Regions from separate parts of the Mus musculus genome. Here region 2 is linked to region 1. A link is a loop called in an ENCODE intact Hi-C map of the cell type or tissue named here. Cell type or tissue: left cerebral cortex. All regions are shown on one strand. Links, peaks and the distances in the headings refer to the core of each region. The heading gives the core; the rest is flanking DNA. Region 1 overlaps Zzef1 (zinc finger, ZZ-type with EF hand domain 1). Region 2 overlaps Zzef1 (zinc finger, ZZ-type with EF hand domain 1).

The links. Peaks named below come from ENCODE experiments on the same cell type or tissue, not always from the same donor. Only the 100,000 strongest peaks of a DNase experiment are listed, where the experiment ranks them.
Region 2: a loop joins it to region 1, with 1.9 times the contacts of the local background. A loop is called at or near these places in 2 of 42 quality-filtered maps.

The regions. Positions count from the first base shown.
Region 1 is chr11:72,845,215-72,855,908 of GRCm38, reverse strand. Zzef1 (zinc finger, ZZ-type with EF hand domain 1) reads right to left here. Exons shown (of 55, transcript NM_001045536.2): 12 at 7,156-7,267; 13 at 5,138-5,350; 14 at 3,975-4,075; 15 at 2,581-2,750; 16 at 393-526. Among named protein-coding and RNA genes, the nearest start is that of Gm26121, 31 kb to the left of the region's middle. In left cerebral cortex, for the core only: no CTCF peak of the experiment used is centred there; DNase peaks (open chromatin) are centred at 2,619, 3,584, 5,247 and 7,496; H3K27ac peaks cover 1,476 bases.
Region 2 is chr11:72,913,184-72,923,877 of GRCm38, reverse strand. It overlaps Zzef1 (zinc finger, ZZ-type with EF hand domain 1), which reads right to left. Exons shown (of 55, transcript NM_001045536.2): 48 at 10,468-10,694; 49 at 8,563-8,661; 50 at 7,291-7,405; 51 at 6,611-6,709; 52 at 6,009-6,174; 53 at 1,395-1,548; 54 at 697-768. Among named protein-coding and RNA genes, the nearest start is that of Gm34704, 22 kb to the left of the region's middle. In left cerebral cortex, for the core only: no CTCF peak of the experiment used is centred there; DNase peaks (open chromatin) are centred at 631 and 3,677.

The DNA.
Region 1 (10,694 bases), core at 847-8,846:
GTATATTGAAAAGTAAGTGAGGTATATCACAGATACACCTCAAGATTAGCCTGAGTATATATATATATATATCACAGATATACCTCAAGATTAGCCTGAGTGCCACTGTCAAAGTTAGGTGATGAGGATTCACTATGTTATTCCTTTAAATTTTTCTCATAATTTGGGAAAGAAAAGATAAAAATTCGATTGTCGGCAAGTCATAAGAGTGGAAACTACACTGTGACTAAGCAAGAGAATAAACTCTGAAATCCAAATTGAGCACAGTGCCTGTCCTTTAAAATCTCACACAAAGCTCTGCGTATAGTGAGCACATCAGAAAATGCTGTCATGTGTTTAGAGAAGATAAAGACTAACTCAGTCATGGAATCCACACTTCGGTACATAATTACCATCATGGTGAAGAGCTGGCTTCTCCGGGTCTGTCGATCAGGAAAGAAGATGGCAGCCCCATTGAGAAGAGTGTTTCTCACTTCTTGTTTTAGGATCTCCATGGGCATGGAATTTCCATTAGGTTTATCTACCACTAATGAGAAAGAACAATGGATCAGCTCTAACACATTCCTTCTATTCCCTAACTAACCTGATTACAAATCACTACTCTCCACTTTGTCCTTTGTACCAGAGCAAACGATTTCTTTGTATAGATTTAGCAGTATAGGCAAGTTAGTTTTTATTGACATATGACTAAAACAAAGACTACCTGGACAAGTTTCTATATCTTGATTTCTCTGTTCTCTTGAGACACACTTGAGATAAAGACTTAAAAGGTTCTCAGATGTGGCATGTGCTTCATCCTCAACTGTTATTATAGTCTCTCTCTCTCTCTCTAAGGGCCTCATCCAGAGTCTTGAATGACATTGAGGTTGAAAAGTGTGAAAGTAATTACCCTCAATAAAATAGAACTGTATCTGAAACTGGAGGAAGTCAGCTGTATAAGAACAAACCCTCAACTCAAAACAGTAATCCAAAAGGTATCAAAAAAATTCTCCTGTTGTGACAGGGATATAAATCAGATGGCAGAGTGCTTGCCTAGCATTTGTGAAGCTCTGGGTTTGAGGCCCAGGACTATATAAAAATGAGTTTTGTGAACAAGAAAAAGATCATCCTGAGTAAGGTAACCCAGACCCAGAAAAAGAACCATGGTATACACTAACTTCTGAGTGGATATTAGTCATAAAGGTCAGGGTAACTATGCTGCAATGCACAGTCCCAAAGAAGCTAAGTAACAAGGAGGGCCCAAGGGGGACACTTGAATCTCACTGAGAAGGGGAAATAAATTAGACATGTGAGAGTGGGCAGTGGAGGCAGGGGACTGTGTCGGGGAGGGAGTGGGAATGAAAACAGGAGGGATGAGTCGGGGGAGGATGGAGGGAGAAAGTACAGGGAAACAACTAGGGGTTGGGGGAATCTCTGGGACGAACTAGAAATCTAGGACAATGGAAACTCCCAGGAATCCATGAGGGTGACCCCTGATAAGACTCCTAGCAATGAGGGATTATGGACCCTGAACAGGCCATCTCCTGTAACCAGCAAGACTTCCAATGGATAGATTGGGACACCAACCCAGCCACAAAACCTTAGATCCATAATCTGTCCTGCCTACAAGATGTGCAGGGATAAAAGATGGAGCAGAACTTGAGGGCTGGGCCAACCAATGACTCACCCAACTTGAAACACTCATGCCATGAGAGGGAGCTCAACCCTGACACTATTAATAATACTCTGCTATACTTGTAGACAGGAGCATAACTGTCATCTGAGAGGTTTTACCCAGCAACTAATGGAAACAGAGGCAGGGACTGAAAGCCAAACATTAAGCAGAGCTTGGGGAATCCTATGGAAGAGGGGACAAGGATACCACAAGAAAACCTACAGAATCAACTAACCTGGGTCCGTAGGGGCTCATAGAGACCAGGCTGCCAACCAGAGAGCATGCATGGGATGGACCTAGGCCCTCTGCACACATGTAACAGTTGTGCAGCTGGGTCTTCACACGAGACTCCTAAATCAGGAGCAAGGGATGCCTCTGACTACATTGCCTGCCTTTGGATCCCTTTCCCCTAACTGGGCTGCCTAGTCTAGCCTCAATAGAAGATGTGCCTAGTCTTACTGCAATTTGATACGCCAAAGCTAAATGATACTCATAGAGGCCTCACCTTTTCTGAGAAGGAGTGGATGGGAGGAAGTGAGGTGAGAGGGAGGGACTAGGAGGGGAGGAGAGAAGGGAAGCTGTGACCAGGATGTAAAGTGAATTAAAAAACTTTAAAAACCCTGAGTATTGTGTTATAATTCCTATTCCTATAATTCCTATTGCCTATAATTTCATTACCCAGGAGGTAGAAACAGGAAGATTATTCGCAACCATTTAAGTGAGCCAGAGGCAAGCTGGGATACATGAGACCCATTCTTAAGGAAAAAAAGAAAGAAAAGGAACAGAGGGAGGGAGGCAGAAAAGCAGGTTCATGTAGCACCAATCTCTTTCTGGCTCACATAATCACTAGACCCTCATACTTCTATAGTCAAGTGGCTTATAGTCACCAGTGCAAAGTCACATTCAAGGCACACCCCAGCACCTACCATTACATAAGTGTGTGTAGAGCTCCTTGGCAGCCTGTATTCCCTCAGAGCGTTGCGCTGTAGGCTTCTCCTCCTCTGAGGCAGCTTGTGGGTCACCCTGCAGCACTGAGAAGCAGCTCTGCAGGAGCTTCAGCAGAAGGGTCTGTGCACAGATACATTCTTCCCTTCGGCTGCAGAGGACAAAGACCATCAGAGAGCAGAACAGCAGGTACCGTGTACCCTCCCTCAAGAGAGCAGGCTCAGTAAAGGAACGCCAAGCCAGAGGAAGCTGGGAGGAACACAAGGAACACTGCCAGACACCGGAAACAGACCCTGTCTGAATGCCCACTGGGGAAGGAGGCATATTTCTGATTTTGTTACTTCACCTGTAAAATGTGGAGACTAAACATGTCCTTCACTTAAAAGGCTGTGATCAGAACAAAAGAGTCATAAACTTTGAAACTTTTTTCCTGATTCTGGAATATTTGCACATGCACGCATCAGAGGGGAGGGGAAATGGACAGGAGAGAGAAGAAGGCTCTCTTGGGAGTCAGGGTCCAAGTTTAAACATGAAATTCATGGAGTTAGAGAGATGGCTTGTTCCAGAATCATAAGAACTGGCATTCATGTCCCAGTGCCCTTGTAACAAGCTAGGCATACCTGTGAATAACCCAGCTCTAAGGTGTGTAACCCAGCTCTAAGGTGTGTGTGTGTGGTGGTGGTGGTGGTGGGCACAAAAGACAGGAGGGTTTCTGGGGCTTACTGGCTTCTAGCCTAGCTAAGAAAATGGAATATCCAATGTTCTCTTCTGGCCTCTACATACACATAGGTCCACATACCCACACACATGAGCATAAACTCATACAAACACATAAATAAACAAATGGATAATTTTTTAAATATGAAACTCATTTGTTTTGTGTACAATTTTTTTTTCAGTGCTGGGGACTGAAGCCAGGGCCTTGTGCATGCTTACAAGCTCTATGTTACTAGAGACTGAAGCCAGGGCCTGCGCAGGCTAAGTAAGCACTGTGGCTGTGGCTGGATAACTATTCCCAGCCATACAGTATTTTTAGCTCAGCTTGCATTTTGACTGTGATTTGTGATATGAAGTGAGATGTGGAATTTTCCACTTGTGGCATAAAAACATTTTTCAATTTTGTAATTTTGAATTAGAGATGTTCAACCTACAACACCATAATGTCTAACCTGTTTATCCTATCAGCTGTGAGGACAGTCAATAAGGAAATGGTTGAGAAATGCTTCCTAAAAATGTTATAGAAATTTGAGGGCCATTTTCAATAATCAAATCTTTCAAATCAGAAGAATACATACAAGAAAAAAATGTTTAGAAGGAAAAAATATCCATTTCAGCTTTGCTTATGATTGTCACTTTATAACAAGTTCTGACCTACTTTTGCTTTAATTTACTGTAAAATTTCCAGAAGATCTGCAAATCAAGACCCGCAAAGTCCAGGAAAGACTTATGTTTTAAGCCACTTTCCTTTTGCTGCATCTAAAAAATGATAAAGACAAGAAAAAAAGCAAAATTAAAAAATATATTTACAGAAATATTGAGATGTATCATTTACTTGCTATGGTTAAGAAGTAAGATGACCCACCTGAGTGAAATTTTCATACAACTCAGAAATGTGTGTGTATGTGTATGTGTGTTTCTATGTACATGTGTGCCTAGGTGCATGTGTGTGTCTGTGTATATGTATATGTTTGTGTCTGTAATGTATCTTTGTGTGGTCTATGTATGTGTGTCTTTGTGTGTCTATGTGTCTATATGTGCACACGTGCATGCAAATGTATGTAATACACACGTGGCCACAGAGGCTCTGACTTCATAAACATCAGCCTAACTTTACATGATAGTGGTGCCCAGGATTATCCTGACTTCCCTACATGTGAGCTGCACGTCTGTTGTAACCTAGCTACTATCACTAGGCCTCTCTTCTTTTTTGCTGTGATAAGAGTTCTTAGTGAACAGAGACCCAAACACCATCTGTACACTGGCTCAATAGCTTCTTGTGCAATGAAGAGAAAAGAAAGCTAAGGGTGGACACTGCTATACACACACAAGTTTTTCCCTGAAGTATTCCACAGTGGTGGCAGTACGACTCTCTTGAGTGAACTGATACAATGATTTACTAGTAACTGTAAAAGTCAGCATCAAACCCCAAATATTTAAAATTCAAATCCTGATAGTTTAGTCACGTTAGTAAATGAAACTCCCCTCCAGATATGAGAAGTAATTTTAAGACTTAAAGAAGATCTCATGATGCTGCTGTGTTTGCCAACCCTGGGCAAGCACAAGTAGGGACAGTACCATGTGCCTGCAGGTCTACTCCATGGGACCTTACAACAATGGCCACACACCATGTGGTATTCCACAGACTGGTGCCAAAGTCCACTCTCTCCAGCCTTTTTATATTATCGTGCAGTAAAATATCTGCTATATTCATCAATGCTGCCATCACTTCAGCGGGGCTAAGTCTCAAAGGTCGCCCACTTCCCTTGACACTGTCAGTCACTTCTAGGGGAGTGTTGTATAATAATGGAAGAAACCTACCAGGTCATGGGAAAGCTGCTGGATGAACTGCAGAGTCCTAAGAAGCAGGGTGGCCCCATGAATATTCTCTGTGTCCCTTCTACAGTGGGCATAGAGGATGCTTTGTTCCGCTTCTGCCCTTGCAGGCCGGAGGTACCCACTGATGCTTAAGCCTTGCACGCCCAACCGTTCAGCTGACTCCTGGCGGGTGCAGAGGAACTTCACCATCAAGAACTAGAAAGGATAAAAGAAAAGGACTTGGAATCCCTAAGTACAATGAAAGAACACTGAAAGGCCTTTTTAGAAAAGTTCTTGGTTTTAACAAACATTTTATAAAGCAACATCATGCCCAGTACTTGAAACAGAATAAATTCAGTATCTTCAGGCAACAGAAAAAAAGACAAAATGCAGAATAAGTCAGGTTTTGTTAGGGTCATACCAAGAACAGTGGCCTTCTGAAAGGCAAATATCCAGGCAGGAGTGAGAGAAGTATGTTTGCTTTTTAAGACAAAAACCATGTATTTGATGAAAACAGCGCCCTAAGAAATCACTTCAGTGATCCAAGCAGCACATGCAAGTCACGCACTGGAAGCAAGGCTCTGCTCTGCTCTGTGCTCTGCTCTGCTCTGTGCTCTGCTCTGCTCTGTGCTATCCTCTGCTCTGCTCTGCTCTGTGCTATCCTCTACTCTGTGCTCTGCTCTGCTCTGCTCTGTGCTATCCTCTACTCTGTGCTCTGCTCTGCTCTGTGCTATCCTCTACTCTGTGCTCTGCTCTGCTCTGCTCTGTGCTATCCTCTGCTCTGTGCTCTGCTCTGCTCTGTGCTATCCTCTGCTCTGCTCTGCTCTGCTCTGTGCTATCCTCTGCTCTGCTCTGCTCTGCTCTGTGCTATCCTCTACTCTGTGCTCTGCTCTGCTCTGCTCTGTGCTATCCTCTGCTCTGTGCTCTGCTCTGCTCTGCTCTGCTCTGCTCTGCTCTGCTCTGTGCTATCCTCTGCTCTGCTCTGCTCTGTGCTATCCTCTACTCTGTGCTCTGCTCTGCTCTGTGCTATCCTCTGCTCTGTGCTCTGCTCTGCTCTGTGCTATCCTCTGCTCTGTGCTCTGCTCTGCTCTGCTCTGCTCTGCTCTGTGCTATCCTCTGCTCTGCTCTGCTCTGTGCTATCCTCTGCTCTGCTCTGCTCTGTGCTATCCTCTACTCTGTGCTCTGCTCTGCTCTGCTCTGTGCTATCCTCTGCTCTATGCTCTGCTCTGCACTGCTCTGTGCTATCCTCTGCTCTGTGCTATCCTCTACTCTGTGCAAATAAAGCCAAGTGTTGCCGAAGTTAAGCTTGGGGCAAACTGCTCCCTCAAGGGAAAGTTCCTCTCATAACAGCCTTGCTGTCTTATTTCCAGTTTCACGTTGTAGTTATTTATTTTATACATGTGGGCACATGTATCTCACAGTGTGCTTGTAGAGGTGAAAGGACAAACTGAAGGAGTTGGTTCTCTCCTTCTATATTGGTCCCAGGGATCAAACTCAGGTCCTGGGCTTGGCAGCAAGTGTCTTTACCTACTGGGCAACTCACTAGTATTAAAGGCCTTTCTGAAATTTATTACTCAAATGCATAGATATGCATTGAGCACATACTGTGTGTGAACTCTGAAGAGAGTTCTCTTACTTATTCTAAGATTTATTCTTAAGAAAAATAAATGACATGGCCAGGCAGTTACTACTCTCAGAACTGGGGGAACAAACGCATTCCTCTTGCATCTATGCCTGGGTACTACTTACTGCAGTGTGCCTTTCTGACACATCTCAACCAAACTAAAGATTATGGTCCAATCCACTTCCAGCACTTGGCATAATTTCACACTCTCTTTCAGATGAAGTCTTCTCTGGTAAACCCTAGGGTGGGTTAAACCTCCCTCTGTCATAGTCATATCACATCTGTCTCTCCCAACCCCTCTAACGTTCCAGTGTTGGCTCAGAGCTAGTGCAGTTAGCAATGTTTGTAGAAAGGGAAAGCAGGTAAATGAGTGAAGGACAACCTGGCTACTGCTTACTTTGGCAACTCTGCACTGTTGTAACTTGACATCTGCTTCATCCCACTCTTCTTCTAGCTCAAACCAGCCAATAGGATCATCCTCTCCAAGGTCATCAGATGAGCAACCAATCCTGCGAATGAATACAAATGTAATCATAGACATTTTCTTGCTTCAAAGTTTCTCCAGAGACTGACAAGGTCTCATCCAAATGTTATTTAAGCCAGGCATTTCCAGTGAGATGGAAGAGCGACATACCAGGATGGGCATTTCTGGTAATCACTGAGGAAGAGGCAAGAGTGGCTTCCCTTGCCTAGGTCTGACTAATGTGTGTATAATTACCCTGAGGTCTGAGTCATGTACAAACAACTGAAGGGGTTGATGCCTCATATCCTGGAGCTCTCAAATCTCAGGCTTCACAGACCTCTGTTGATTAGCAAGTCCTCCAAAGGAAGCATTCCATCCTTAAAACAAAGGATAATTGCATCTTTCTCCTTAAAAGCTGAATGGGTAAGTGCTGCTCCCTCTTCAGCAGGCACTCTTTCAAGCACCATTCTTGGTTAGTTGGTTGGGTGGGTGGACAGGTGGTTGGTTGGTTGGCTGGCTGGTTGGTTAGAGACAGTTTCACTAGGTAGCCTTAGCTACTCTGGAACTCACTATGTTGCTATAACAGACATTTGCTTGCCTCTACCTCCCAAGTGCTGAGATTAAAGGCCACCATGCATGACTTCAAGTTTCCATTGTTAAAATCTCATACTACTTGGCCTATGACTCAACTCTCACACTAATAGCTCACTGTATAAGCATGTCTAGCAATCACAGATAACTATGGGGAAAAGTGAAGAAAATGTACAACAGGATCTGGAACAAAGGAAAAATTTTATTCTCTTCCTCACACAAATATTTCTTGGTAGAAATCTTTTGTGGTATAATTGATTATAACAGGACAGGTGGAATTTGCTAAGCCCTAATTGTCGATGAGTCTCATCCATCATACATGTTTGAGGAATTTTAAATGTATTCTTTGAGGGCATACTATCTCAGTGGTATGGCATTTGCCCAGCATATGTGAGAACTTGGTTCTATCCTCAGCTATGTAGCCCAGGCTGACCTTGAACTCTCAATGTCTTTCTATCCTCCTGCCACCATGCCTGGCAGAAAGTCTACTCAAAAGAGTCTGCAACCTAAAAAAACTGGCAGAGTCAGGTACTGGAGAAGCAAGTTCTCTCACTAAACCACACTGTACAGTGGGCAGATGCTGTCTCCGGAGCATAGTGCCAGAAAAACACAACAAAATGGTCAAGAAAATGTTATTTCCAACTGGAGAGAGACTGATATTATATGTAGGCCAACTAAGTTGGCCTACATTGAAGAATAACTCAGGCTAAAACCAGATCAAATCATTAAGGGACTCATCAATAGGCCTGTATTTAGGTTAAAAAAAAAACCCATCCTGCATAAGATATGAAAGACCTTGTTTGACAAAAAGTTTAGAGGAAAAGACCTATTTTAATATCCCAAGAGTGAGAACACAGTTGCTTAAAATTAGGTGGTGCCTGCAGCCATTATTAAAAAAGAAATCATGCTGGGTATGGTGATGGAAACCTGTAAGCCTAGCACACAGGAAGCTGAGGCGTTCTGAACTGCCCAAGCTAATAAGACCTAATCTCAAGAAACAAACCACAAACAAGACAGGCAATGAAGGAAAAGAGGAGGAAAAGAAAGGAAGAGGAAGAAAGAAAGAAAAAGAAGACTTAGGTCCTTCCTATAACTACTAAATCAGACCTGTATTTTCACAGGATCTCCTGGGAAATACAATAGCCCAGAAGGCAAGTCCAGGGCTCTGATTCACAGTGATAACTTCCTAGCAGCAATAAGGAGGACAATGCTATCTGATGAGTCAGCAGTGACCTCTGTAGCAATGTCTACTTTAAGCCTTCATCTTAATGACCCACCCACACCCATCCCCTGATTTCTGAAGGTATGTATGGCCTGGCTTGTCCCCTATTCTCTAAGTTTTCTGTTGTCTCTTAACTAGTGCTGCTCATCAGGGTGACCTGTAGCCTGTAGTCTGGCTAGTCTACAGTCCTCCAGAACCATGTCTTCTATCTCTACATTTTCCTTTAGTTTTGTTTGAGACAGGGTCTTAATCTAGGTTGGTCTTGAACTCTCAGCAATCTTACCTCAGCTTCCTGAATGCTGGGATTATAGTCATGAGGCTACATACCTGGACCCTATGTTTTTAATTAACATTTCAAAGACTGTCATGTCTGTCCCTACAATACAAGAGTCTCTTCTAAGCTGCTGACCTGTTTGTCCTACTGGCTGTAGGACATCTCAAATCTTCCCAAGAGGGCTAACATTGAGTTACCTGTCTTCCCATAATCCTGCTTCTCCCTGGAGCATGTACTAGTTCAGAACAGGGTACTACCAAGTTCTCCACCTGCCCGAACTTGGTGCTGCCAGCCTCCTTTCCTCTTCTGCTCTCTACTCAGTCATCCCCAGGGCCCACAGCATCAAGCCACCTTGCTCCTCCTCCTCCGCTGCTGCTGCTGCTGCTGCTGCTGCTGCTTTAGAGGTCTTGTGCTGGTCTAGGCCACTCTTACTTTCAGCTTCCTGGGCAACACGCTTACTCGCAGCCTCTGGCTCTCTGTTTGCTTTCCTCTATTCATGATGTTGCAGCACAAGCCTGAGCAGTTCTTCCAGAACACACCTGACTTCCTTCATATTCTCTTACCTCCCCAATAACAAGCTCTACCCTCTGTCTGCTTGCCTCCCCACTACACACATGTGCTTCAAAGAGAAACTAAGACCTCAAACAAAGACATTTCTACTGACCTGGCCTCTCCCAGCTCTCCAGCTCTGTCCTTTGCCACCCTTCCCAACAGTGCAGCTTAGCCATACAATCACCTTCACACACTGCTTCTTCAAGCACCTACTTAGTGTGTAATTCACTCTTCAGAAACATCATAGCACTGCTCACTGGCTCAGGGCTACATTTCCTGTCAAGTAAGGCCTGCTATCTGCTCCCAGAGGTCTCCCGTATAGCATTCATTACACAGCTGACACTGTCTCCTGGCAGGAAGCTCTCTATGGTCACTACAGTGACCCCTCTGGTACTTTTTCCACTGCAGGACCTTCAATGCATCAGGCCCAGCACATAATAGATGTTTAATAAGTATTTTCAATGAAAGTTTGAGGAGGCTGGAGACAAGGCTCAGAATTAACACAGCGTGTTCTTTCAGAAGATCCAGGTTTGGTTCTTAGCATCTGCATGGCAGCTCCCAATCACTCATAACACCAGTTCTAGGGGATCCAATGCAGCCTTCTGACCTTCATGGGCAGTAGGCATACACATGGCGCAGGTATACACACCACCAAACTGTAGCTGGTCTTTGCTACTTTATGGGTTCTTCCTTTTCCCACTCTTTATCCTAACTCCCCCAGTTTTACCCCCTATCAGTAGATAGGAGAGAAAAAAGGATAGAGGGGAGAGAATAATTAGGAAAATTCCTGAATCTAATGTCTTTCTTGACCACAGCTACTAACAAACTGCAACC
Region 2 (10,694 bases), core at 150-8,149, 69 kb before region 1:
CAACACTTCTTTCTCCAGGATGAGTACAGGGCAGATGAGTACAAGAGTCCAGCTTTTGTTGACCCAGACATTAAAGAAGTCTGCAAAAATGGAGCCAGGGCCGCCATCCTCAATATTATTTTGTTTTGAAGAGATTTTTCCCAAAACACATTAACATGAAATGTGTTTACTGTCTTAAAGATTGAATTGATACATAAATGTTTAATTACTGTTCTAATTTAGACACTTAAGTCTAACCTCTAATGATGCACACTGATGTATACAGGGTTTCTTGGGTCCTCTATCATTTAGAAGCACAGCTGTCAGAAGAGGAGTTTTCTAGCCAGGGAAGCAAAGTACATCCAAAAAAATCCAAAAATATCTAGAATCTAAATCTGTGGAAACTTCCAAGATCGGCCAATGAGTAGTTAAGTGAAGGCACTGGCTGTTTTGGTTTCAGAGACCAGATTCTTGCTAGTGTCTTCTGACCCCACAGTTTAATATGAGTGACAGTGATAAATGAGGCTCCCTGCTCTTTCTGAGAGCAGGAGGAAGTGACTGAACAGCAGCTGAGCTCCATGTAAACTCTGGCAGGGTCTGGACCTGTCATGCAACTCTAAGTCACAGCCCCACCCCCAGTTCCGGCAAGTGAGGGGGTGTTATCTGTCACAGGAACATGACCCACAGGCTAACTCTTGGAAGACAGGGAGGAGGTACCTGTGCTGCACATCGGAGAAGGTGGTCCTCGGTGGTTAAGGCCAGCAGGTACTCCTGAAGCAGGCCAAGCTCCTGTAAAGACAGCATGGGCTCCTTGAATGCTGGAAGGTAGGAGGGCTGAACACAGACACCCACAGGCAGACAGGAGCCTCCAGGGGGTAAGCAAGCTCACTTCGAGGCACCTGTGACACCACACACTCTACAGCCATGAAGGAACCTATCTAGAAGGCCCAGGGACTTGGTTCCAGGGCTATCCCTGATGCCCACAGGGTGATCAGGCAGGGTATGGTAGTCATGTCTTCCTGAGGAAGACAGGCAAAGGACTTGTGAAAGGCCCTTTCATGTGGCAATTCAATGAGTCTATTGTGCCTAGAAGAAAGAGGAGGAGGAAGAACATATCTGTTTGATTTTCCAGAAGTCCCAGTCTAAGGCAGTCCCTAGACCCCTTTGGCTATAGGCCAGACAAAATAAGCAATATAAGTTGATCTGAGGTTCTCTCCTCCTGGGGCTGAGAATACGGGTATGTGTTCTGGGGATGCTGGACTGTAGGTCCAGGTCGGCCTCCTTTTGAAGCCTGGACAACCTGGGCTTGCAGGCTTGGGTGTAACACTAGTTTTGCCATGAGCAGGAACTGGTAAGAGCATACAGAGGTATCCTCTCTGCCAAGGCTTCAGGGCAAGAGGTGGACACATCCTTACCTGGGCACGGTTCTCGGTGACAAAGAAGAGCTCAGTAAGGGCTCGGTGTAGGGGAAGGAGAATGCCAGGCTGTGTCACATCCTCAAACAGGCCATACTCCATGTGAGTAAAGAGCTGCCACAGGGGCTTCAACAGCCCAAGATCACAGAGGTCACTGGAGGGAGCAAGCACGGGGATACTTTACTGAGAAGAAGGTCACGAAAGAAACTGCAGGTCAGGCTCTCCTTTTTCCACCTCATCGTAATATAGCCACCCACTTCTCTCTGAAATGGCCACATAGTCACCAACAGTAAAGAAGCAGGGCAGTGCCCAAACCCCAAAAATGACTCTAAAGAATCCAGAGGGCTGCAAGTGTGCTCACAGGGGCCACTGCAGTTTTTCTTTTAACTGTTTTTACATTTATTTATCATTTATTTATATATTTACTTACTGGGGGGGGGAGTGTGTGTGAGTGTGTATACCCTAGCATGCACATGGTGAGCAGAGGATAACTTGTGGGAGTTGGTTCTTTCTTCCTACCATGTGGGTTCTGCGCATCAAACTCATCAGGCTCAATGGAAGTATCTTAGCCCAGTGAGCTAACTTGTTGCCCCTAACTGTGTGTTTTTAAAAATAGTCCCTATAGGGCTGGTGAGATGGCTCAGTGGGTAAGAGCACCCGACTGCTCTTCCGAAGGTCCGGAGTTCAAATCTCAGCAACCACATGGTGGCTCACAACCATCCGTAACAAAATCTGACTCCCTCTTCTGGAGTGTCTGAAGACAGCGACAGTGTACTTATATATAATAAATAAATAAAATCTTTAAAAAAAAATAGTCCCTATAAAGACCTTCTAATGACAGTTGAAAAACCTCCAGGCAAATGTGTTTTATTATGTTTCACTAGATACTCTAGGCTGTCCCTGAAATCTTCACAATCCTTCTGCCTCAGCCTCCTCAAATACTGGAATTATAGGTGTGAGCTATCATGCAGCCTTAAGCTAAATATTAAGTGGAAAAGGCAAGGTATAACACATCACACATAAAATAAAACGTACAGAGAACTACTGAATAGACAAGGAAGACAAACATGACTTTGATATTAAATTATAAAATAGGAAATATACTTGCACTGGGCGGTGGCACTGCCTACCTTTACTCCCACCCACTCAGGAGGTGGAGGCAGGTGGATCTCTGTGAGTTTGAGACCAGCCTGGTCTACAAAATTTGTTCCAGGACAGCCAGAACTACATAGAGAAACCCTGTCTTAAAAAAATAGGGAGGGAGGAAGGGAGGGAGAAAGATACACTTGAATCTTTCTTTCAAAGATACAATAATTATAAAAAGGAAAATATACTTGCAAGCTTGCTGGACCTGAAATTCTGCCTCCAGGAGAAGATCTGATTCTTCTCAGACCCGTGTGCTGAGAACCCTGAGTGTTTGAACCTGCAGTGGGTGGGGCTGTGATCCCAGGTCAAAACCTCTCAGAAGAAAAAATTAGGAAATCAACACTACTCTGGGCTCCACTACAGGACACACATGTGTATCAGACACGCGTGACTGCCTCTCTCTCATAACTTGAAGAAGACTCTTCCCCTCTGCTGTCTTGGAGCCTATCATTTACCCCAAAGGAGCACGTGTTCATGAAGCGAGGAGATGGGCAGATTCAGTGGACTTGTGGGAGGCACCTGCAGGCTGCCCTCCTCTGAGACTGGCCCTCTCCTCGGCTTCTATTATCCTTGGGCCAGAAGTCTTTAACTTTCCAAGAAGCCTGTATGACAAGGCATTGGGGAGTAGGTTGTGTGTCCCTCACCCTCATCACCCCCAAGTCTTCCTCCAGGTTCATAATGGAGGGATACAGGGTGTCATGTTGGCATGGAAGGGCCAGTGGGAAGTACATGAGAGTTGCCCCAGGTTCAGGAGTCCTTCCTGGAAAGAAGACTGGCAGAAGCCAGAAGACTGTGGAAAACATTGTACTACAGCCAGAAGGGCCTGTCAGCCTGAAGACCTTTGCAATGTGACATTGCTTACAGAGTATACCATCCAGGTGCTCTACTGGGAGCTCATCTGGGGCTAAATGACACACAATATCTGCATATGGGGACACAGTACTAACAAGCAAGCACCCCTTGCCCTCTCTTACCCCCTGTTCCCTTTCTCTTCATGACTTCAAGATTCCTTTAATTTTACAAATCTTCATATTCCTTTCTCCTTTGAATACCAACACCTCTCACTGACTCATACAGTGTGTGTATTTTATCCACATACCTAGAAAATGCAGGGAAGAACAGCTCCTGTTGCTCAGGGGTGTGGGTGGGATGCATGGCTACTGGGTATACAGCACAGAAACCATGAGACATTTCTTCTGAGATGAGGGCTGTAAAGCTACAGACACATTCCTACTTCTATTCAACATTGTAGCAGAAGTCCTGTCAGAGCAAAAGGTCAAACTCTGCTCCTGTGAGGGAGCATGGAGAGAACTAAAACTCACCACCACAGATGCCACACTGGGCACAGCCTAACCCACCCCCCCACTCAGAGTAGATGTTGGATATACGGTAACAGGCCAAAGTGATACAGTGGCAAAACAAAAGTCTGAGAGCGTCTTACCAGTGTAGCCCAGGCTGGCCTTGGACATTATTTAGCCTTCTGGGTGTAGGATTATAGGCGTAGACCATCATAACCAGCAAAAAATTTAAATAATAATTATAATAGCATAAGAACATTAAATACTTAGGAATACACCAAACAAATTCTGTATGAATTGTCTACAGAAATATATAAATGATTTCAAGGATCTATGCAATGGAAAAAAGAGAAAATGGCTGTGGATTAGAGGATCAACATTCTGTGGAATTTGATTCCCCTCAAACTGATATCCAGAGCTATTAGGAGACTGGGGGTATATGTGACTCAGTGGTAGAGTTCCTGCCTATTATGTGGAAGGCCATGGATTCAAGTCCCAGCATTGTAAAAAAATTTTCACTGGCCATGGTGGAGGTTGGGAGTATGAACAACAGGGCCCAGATATGCATACAAGGGTGATGGGAACACAGAAAAAAATGTTTTACCTTTTTCAATCTGAGACAGGGACTCAGCACACAGCACTGACTGGCCTGCACTTCATTATGTATACCAGGATGGTCTCCAACTCCCAAGGATGCAACTGCTCTGCCTCCTTGATGGGATTAAGGCATGTGGCATCATGCCAGCCCAAGATCCACTTTTATGGCTTTGTGTGTGTGTTTTGTGTATGGCCTATGTATATATTCATGTCCATGTGTGTGTAGATGCTGTGAGTGGGCATGTAGAAGCCAGAGGTCAGCACCAGGGGTCTTTCTCAGTCACTCTGTACCTTATATTAATTTTTATTAGATACATTTATTTTATTTTATGTGTGACTACTTTGCCTGTGTGTATGTGCACTCATGTGCATGCTTGGTGTCCTTGGAGGTCTGAGGGTGACACTGGATCCCCAGGAGCTGGAGTTGGAGTTCTGGAAAATGAGCTACATGCAAGTGCTGGACTTGAACCTAAGTTCTCTCTAAGAGCCACAAGTGCTCTCTCTCTTTCTCTCCACTGCTGAGCCATCTCTCTGGCCCCATGACCCTTTTTTTTTTTTTTTTTTTTTTTTTGGAGATGAGTTCAGATTTAGGCTGATTGGCCCAAGAGTTCCAGGGACCTCCTTGTTGCTACTCACCTTTCCCAATGCTGAAGCCCTGAACTCAGGTCCTTCTGCTTGTGTAGACACTTTACAGACTGAAGCATCTCTTCATCTACCACCCCCCCTCTTTTGAGACAGGGTTTTATGTATCCTGGTCTGCCCCTAATTTCAATATGTAGTTTAGGATGACCCTGATCTTCTGCACATATAGAAATTAACATGCTAATATAAAAATGGATAGGTAACCTTTGGGTAAAACTATCTATAAATCATTAGAAAAAGGTAGGCAATTAGTTATAAATGCTCAGCACAGCCAGGGCTGCACACAGGCTGGTCTCTGAGTTTGAGACCAGTCTGATCTATAAAGTTCCTGGCCCTGTCTACAAACAGAAACCAAAAGTGACAAAACACACCCAACACAGGTTGGGGATACTGGGGTACACCTGAAATTCCAGTGCTCAGGAAGCTATGATTGGAGGACTCAGAGTTCTAGGCCAGCCAGGGTTCCATATTGAGCCCTCATCTTAAAACCAAACACCCAAGCCAATCTTGAAGAAGCAAGCTGAAAGACTTCCACAATTAAATGATTAGATATGTAAATCAGTCATAAGTCTATAGTGTTTAAAACATCACCGGGTTACAGACAAGAAAACGCCCAAAGTTATGAAGATGTGAGACCAGAGGTAACAGTGCAGAGTGCTCAGGTCAAAGGTGGATCTGGAACAAGCAGAGAGCCAGAGCAAAACACTAAAAACTCAAACTCTTCTACCAACATTCATCCCAGGTGGATGACTGATGTCACGTGAAAGGAAGAGCAAGTAAGCTTCCAGAGAGAAACAGCAGATACCTTTATGACCTTTGAATGAAGCAAAAATTACTTAATCAGGGCACAAACCCACAAACTTAAAGGAATGACATTACAATTACAGTCACATAGGAGCTGATATCTCCAGCGACTGAGCCCACAGCTTACCTGTGGCTGCAGCATTGCACAATCCTCAGTAGTAAGTGGATGGCTTTCAGGCGCTGATGACCGGTTTGGCGGCAGGCCACACCCACCAGCCATTCCCAGATCTTGCCCAATGCGAGGTGAGGTACAACCCTTTCTTCAGACAACATCTGCTTCAAGATCTCAAACCCTGGTACCATCCCAAACACAAACATTTTAAAAACAATTATTACATTAAAAGTTGACATTTTGTAAACCATTCACATTTTAATAGATAGGGTGAAATCTTGTGAACATTTACATTCTGGCTGAAACTAAATTTCTTTTTGTAAAATAACACAAGAACAACATCTCAGTTCCTCATTTTTGCAAAAGGCCCTGGCAAAAAACCCCAAGGGTCTTCTTTTAGATGGTGACAGAAGGCTCTTTTATCTGACCATTCAAGCGTACAAGCAGCCCATCCATGACCTTGTGAAGAAAGCCAGGTATAGGGGTTGTGAGACACATTTGGAAGGTCTAAAGACACAAAACTTGCTCTGATTTTAACGGGAGTCACTAACATAATGATACCTCTGGCCAGTATGACTGGTGGGCAGGCATGCAAACACAAATCGGAGAGCACACACCTGTCTGGAACCGCCCCAGATGTCCAGCTGTCACAGTGAATCGGTATCCCCACTCAGTGTTGCTCATGTCCGAGGTAAATCGGTAATACAGAGTATCTCCTGGGTCACAAACCAGAGACAGGTCAGGATATGGTAGCAACAAGGATAGCAATTTCTCATTAAATACATAATGCTCATTTAAAAACCTGCCAACAATTTCTCTTCTAAATATTATGTTTTTTAAAAGTTTGTTTTCTCTTTACTAACTCTGGCTTAAGAAGTGTGTGTGAGTAGACACACAAGGTATGTAGTACACACCAAGGTATGTGGGCAGTTGGCTCTCTCTTTCTACTTTGTGGGTCCCGGGGCTTGAACTCAGGTTGATAGGCTTGGCAGCAAGTGCTCTTACCATTGAGTCATCTCACTGGCTCTCACCATTATGTTTCAATGCTTCCTATGAAGTCTACATAGGGCCAGGGAGATGGCTCAAGGGGCAAAAGTGCCAAGCCTGACAACCTGAGTTCAATCCCTGGGATCCATGTAGAGAAGACTGACTCCAACCAGTTGTCCTCTGATCTCCACAGGTACACCGTGACACATATTCAACCCCTCAAGTAAACAAACAAACAAACAAATAAATGTACACAAAAGTTTAAAGGAAAAGTCTGTATAGCGACTTTTTTTTTTTTTTTTTAAATTACCTGGAAGCTCAAAATCTTTCCACTTCTGTTGCGACCCGCTGAAGTTGTGCCGGTCCTGCTGAAAGTCACTACTGCTGGACATGGCTAGTTCATCACAGCCTTCCTCAGTGTTGCACTGAGGGTCAAATTTGATTGAGAGGTAGATTGCACCAGGAATGTGAACTTTATCCTAGGAAGGAAGGCAGAGAATACTTCTGTCACAATCATTAGCTGCCACTATGGCTGTCACTGTAACCAGGGACACTGAGCATGAACAAGCCATAGCCCCTTCCTCCAGCTCAAGTTAGCCAAGGTACTGAACAAAGACGGTGAAGGTGGGGCCCAGTGGGCAGCCAGAATAGGGTATTTACAGGGAGCTCTTCTGGGGAAGGGACACATGAGCAGCAGAGTGGCTCAGCAGGGGCCTCTGGAAAGGTGGAGAGCACACTGGAAAGGTGTGACTCAGGTGGGTCTAGAGGCTGTGCCATGACCATACTGAAGAAGAGCTGCTGAGGAGCCAGGCCAGGGGTGAGTGGGGAGAATGGGGAAGGTGTAGCAACAGGAGGCCCAAAGGCAAGTCTGGGGCAGTTGGGAAGATGGGATGACGGGATGGTCCTTTCTGCAGACAACTCGACATCTGAGCCAATGAGGTGAAGCTCGGGAACAAGGGAGAGGGGAGGCTTAGAAGGACAGGGTGAGGAGGTTTACATCTCTGTGAAATGATGTCTCAGGTGATCAAGTCAACTTCTAAGCCAGCTTCTGTGTCCCTGTCCCAGCTGCTGTAGGCTATTCCCTCTTAGAAGGCCAGGCCTTGTCAGCCCCAACACGTCTAGAGGGCTAAGGAAAGGTGCATTGCACCAGGTCAGTGAGAGCACCTGAGGTGAGAAGGTCCTGCCTTCCTACCTCTTTATTTAGACACAAATTCAGGATGGAATGGATGAAGCTTGGAGTGCTAGGTACTGAAAAAGGGACTTGTGTCTCCAAGTTATGGCCTAGTCATCAAGAGACAGTTAAAGAGGCTGACTCTAGATCTGCATACAAACCGTACTGCTGGAAGCTGAGGGGGATTCACTTGGGAGAGCTCACTTTGGGGAAAAGGAGACTCCTCTGAGGCCAGAAGCCCACATTTTCCTGCTGATGAACCTCAGTCTGGAGAAGGGGAAACCTGGCTACCCAGGACTCCTGGCTTTAGTTCTTAGTCAGGGCTGGTGAGAAGAGGGAGCTACAGTTTCTGACGGTCAGCTGTACCTCAAAGCTGGTGTTGTTGTTATAGGGATGTTTAGATTCCCTCACTTGCACCTCCATTCCTGGTTCCTCCATGAACTGACAGGCAGCCAAGGCCATGGTGCCCAGCATGTTCTCTCGGCAGCCCTGGAGTACTTTCTGTAGGATCTGAGAAGATAGAAAGTGGGTAAGGGCAGGGCCAGCTAGTGTCATCAGGAAGAAGGAAAAGCCTACTTCAGTCTGATATCCACTCGCTCGAAGGCACTGTCAACCATCCAACCTGCCCCCAAATGCAATTCCAGCTCCCCCTCTCAACATGCCCTGTTCTGAATCAGAATAATCACTTCTAGGTAGCCTTCAAGCAGAGAACTAGTCATAGATGTTCCAGGCCCCCAAAGCACTTACCACCAAGCAGATAGGTGCTATAAGTACACATTACAGCACACAGGGTGAAATGGCCAAAATGAGGAGATCCAGGGGCCAATGGGCAAAGAAGCACATGTCTAAGACAGGGGCCGGCCAAGGCAGTGGCTGCCTGCCACTGCTCTTCATGGAGGGCAGATGAGGCTAGAGCACACTGCCAGTGCCTGCAGGGCTGTGATGCTAGCTAACAATCTAGGGTTTGCAGAAACCAATGGTCCTAGGTGGGCAAAACAAGGGTCAGAGAACACAGCAACCTCCCATGCCCAGCACACCGCACCGGAGTGAGAGGATTAATATGACTCATGATTTCTGTACCTGAAACTGAGGAGACAGTGAACCTCCTCTAAACCTGCATCAGAAGAAATGAGTGCACAAGGATGCTAAGGTGTGGACTAGGATGTTTTCTGTGATGCTGGGCTCTCTGCTTCTATGCAGTAGGAAGTAGAAAATGGACTCTGACCCAGCATTAGTTAGATATTCATTTATATGTATGCATGTGGCTGGAAGATATATATGCGCCCCATATTCATATAGGTGTCTGTGGAGGCAGAAGAAGGTAATGGATCCCCCAGAATTAGAGTTGTAGGAGATTGAGAACTGCCCAGAATGAATGCTGGGACTAAATCTATGCCTTCTTCTGAGGCAGCAAGTGCTTGTAACTGCTCAGCTATCTTTCTGGCCTCACAGCATTATTCGAAAAGAAAACAAGGAAGACCTAATATAAAAACAAAACAGATGGAGTGGAGACATGGCTCAATGGCTAAGAGGACTGCTCTGACAGAGGACTCTAATTCAGTTTGCAGCATGCACATGAATGCTCACAACCTTTTTAAACTATAGTTTTAGGAGATATGACACCCTCTTTTGGCCTTTGAGGATATAATATACACATGAAGTACTTACACACAGGCAGAACATTGTACACATAAAATAAAAACAAATTAGAAAAGAAAAATCAAAATACAACATGGCCTCCAACTTAAAACTCCAAATTGTTTTTGGCTACACAGAATCTCATGGACTCTGGAGAAATCTCCATCGCCCAGAAGCCAGAGTCTTGGATAAGTCTCTACCTATACAAACAAGGTCATGGGGCAACCCAGGTGTGAGGGCAGATCACTTGACTTTCACAGACAGTCCAGAAGTGACAATTTAAAACACAAGTCAAGACCCCCATTGGAAGCCTTGTTGTATTATGGGGAAGGCTACCTGGGCATCCTAATTACCTTGTCCCTTGATTTTCCATCATGTGAAATTCCAGAGACCTGAGAAGACACTGGCTAGCTAGAAGAGCTGTAAGACGTATAGTTGTAAAACAGCCAAGGCAGAAGGCCAAAGCAGGTTTCCAGGGACTACTGCTGCAAGTGTTCTCTGCACTCACTCAGGCCTGTGCTGTGAGATAAATTCCAGAAAACCCATGGGCCAGACGAGAGCAGCCCTTATGTCTGCTGTATTCATACCTGTCAAGGGGCTGTGCCTTTCAAACACCCCAGGGCTAGAGATAAGGAAGAGGGGCAGAGAGGAGCCTGGGCAGAGCAGAGAGTTAGCTACCTTCTCCCACTGGTGCTTTTCTTCCAGCTGCATGAACATATCCAGAATGTAGGTCATATGTGCAGGGCCACTAAGCTCCAGGATGTCCTCACTCACTGGCACATGCCCTGGCCACTCGGCCAGCAGGGAGGCGAGCACATGGCGAGCATATAGGACTGAGGTGGCCTCGTTCACACGGAAGAGGTAGTCCCGGATAGCCCGCTTGCTCTTGCAGTTCAGCTCCTTGT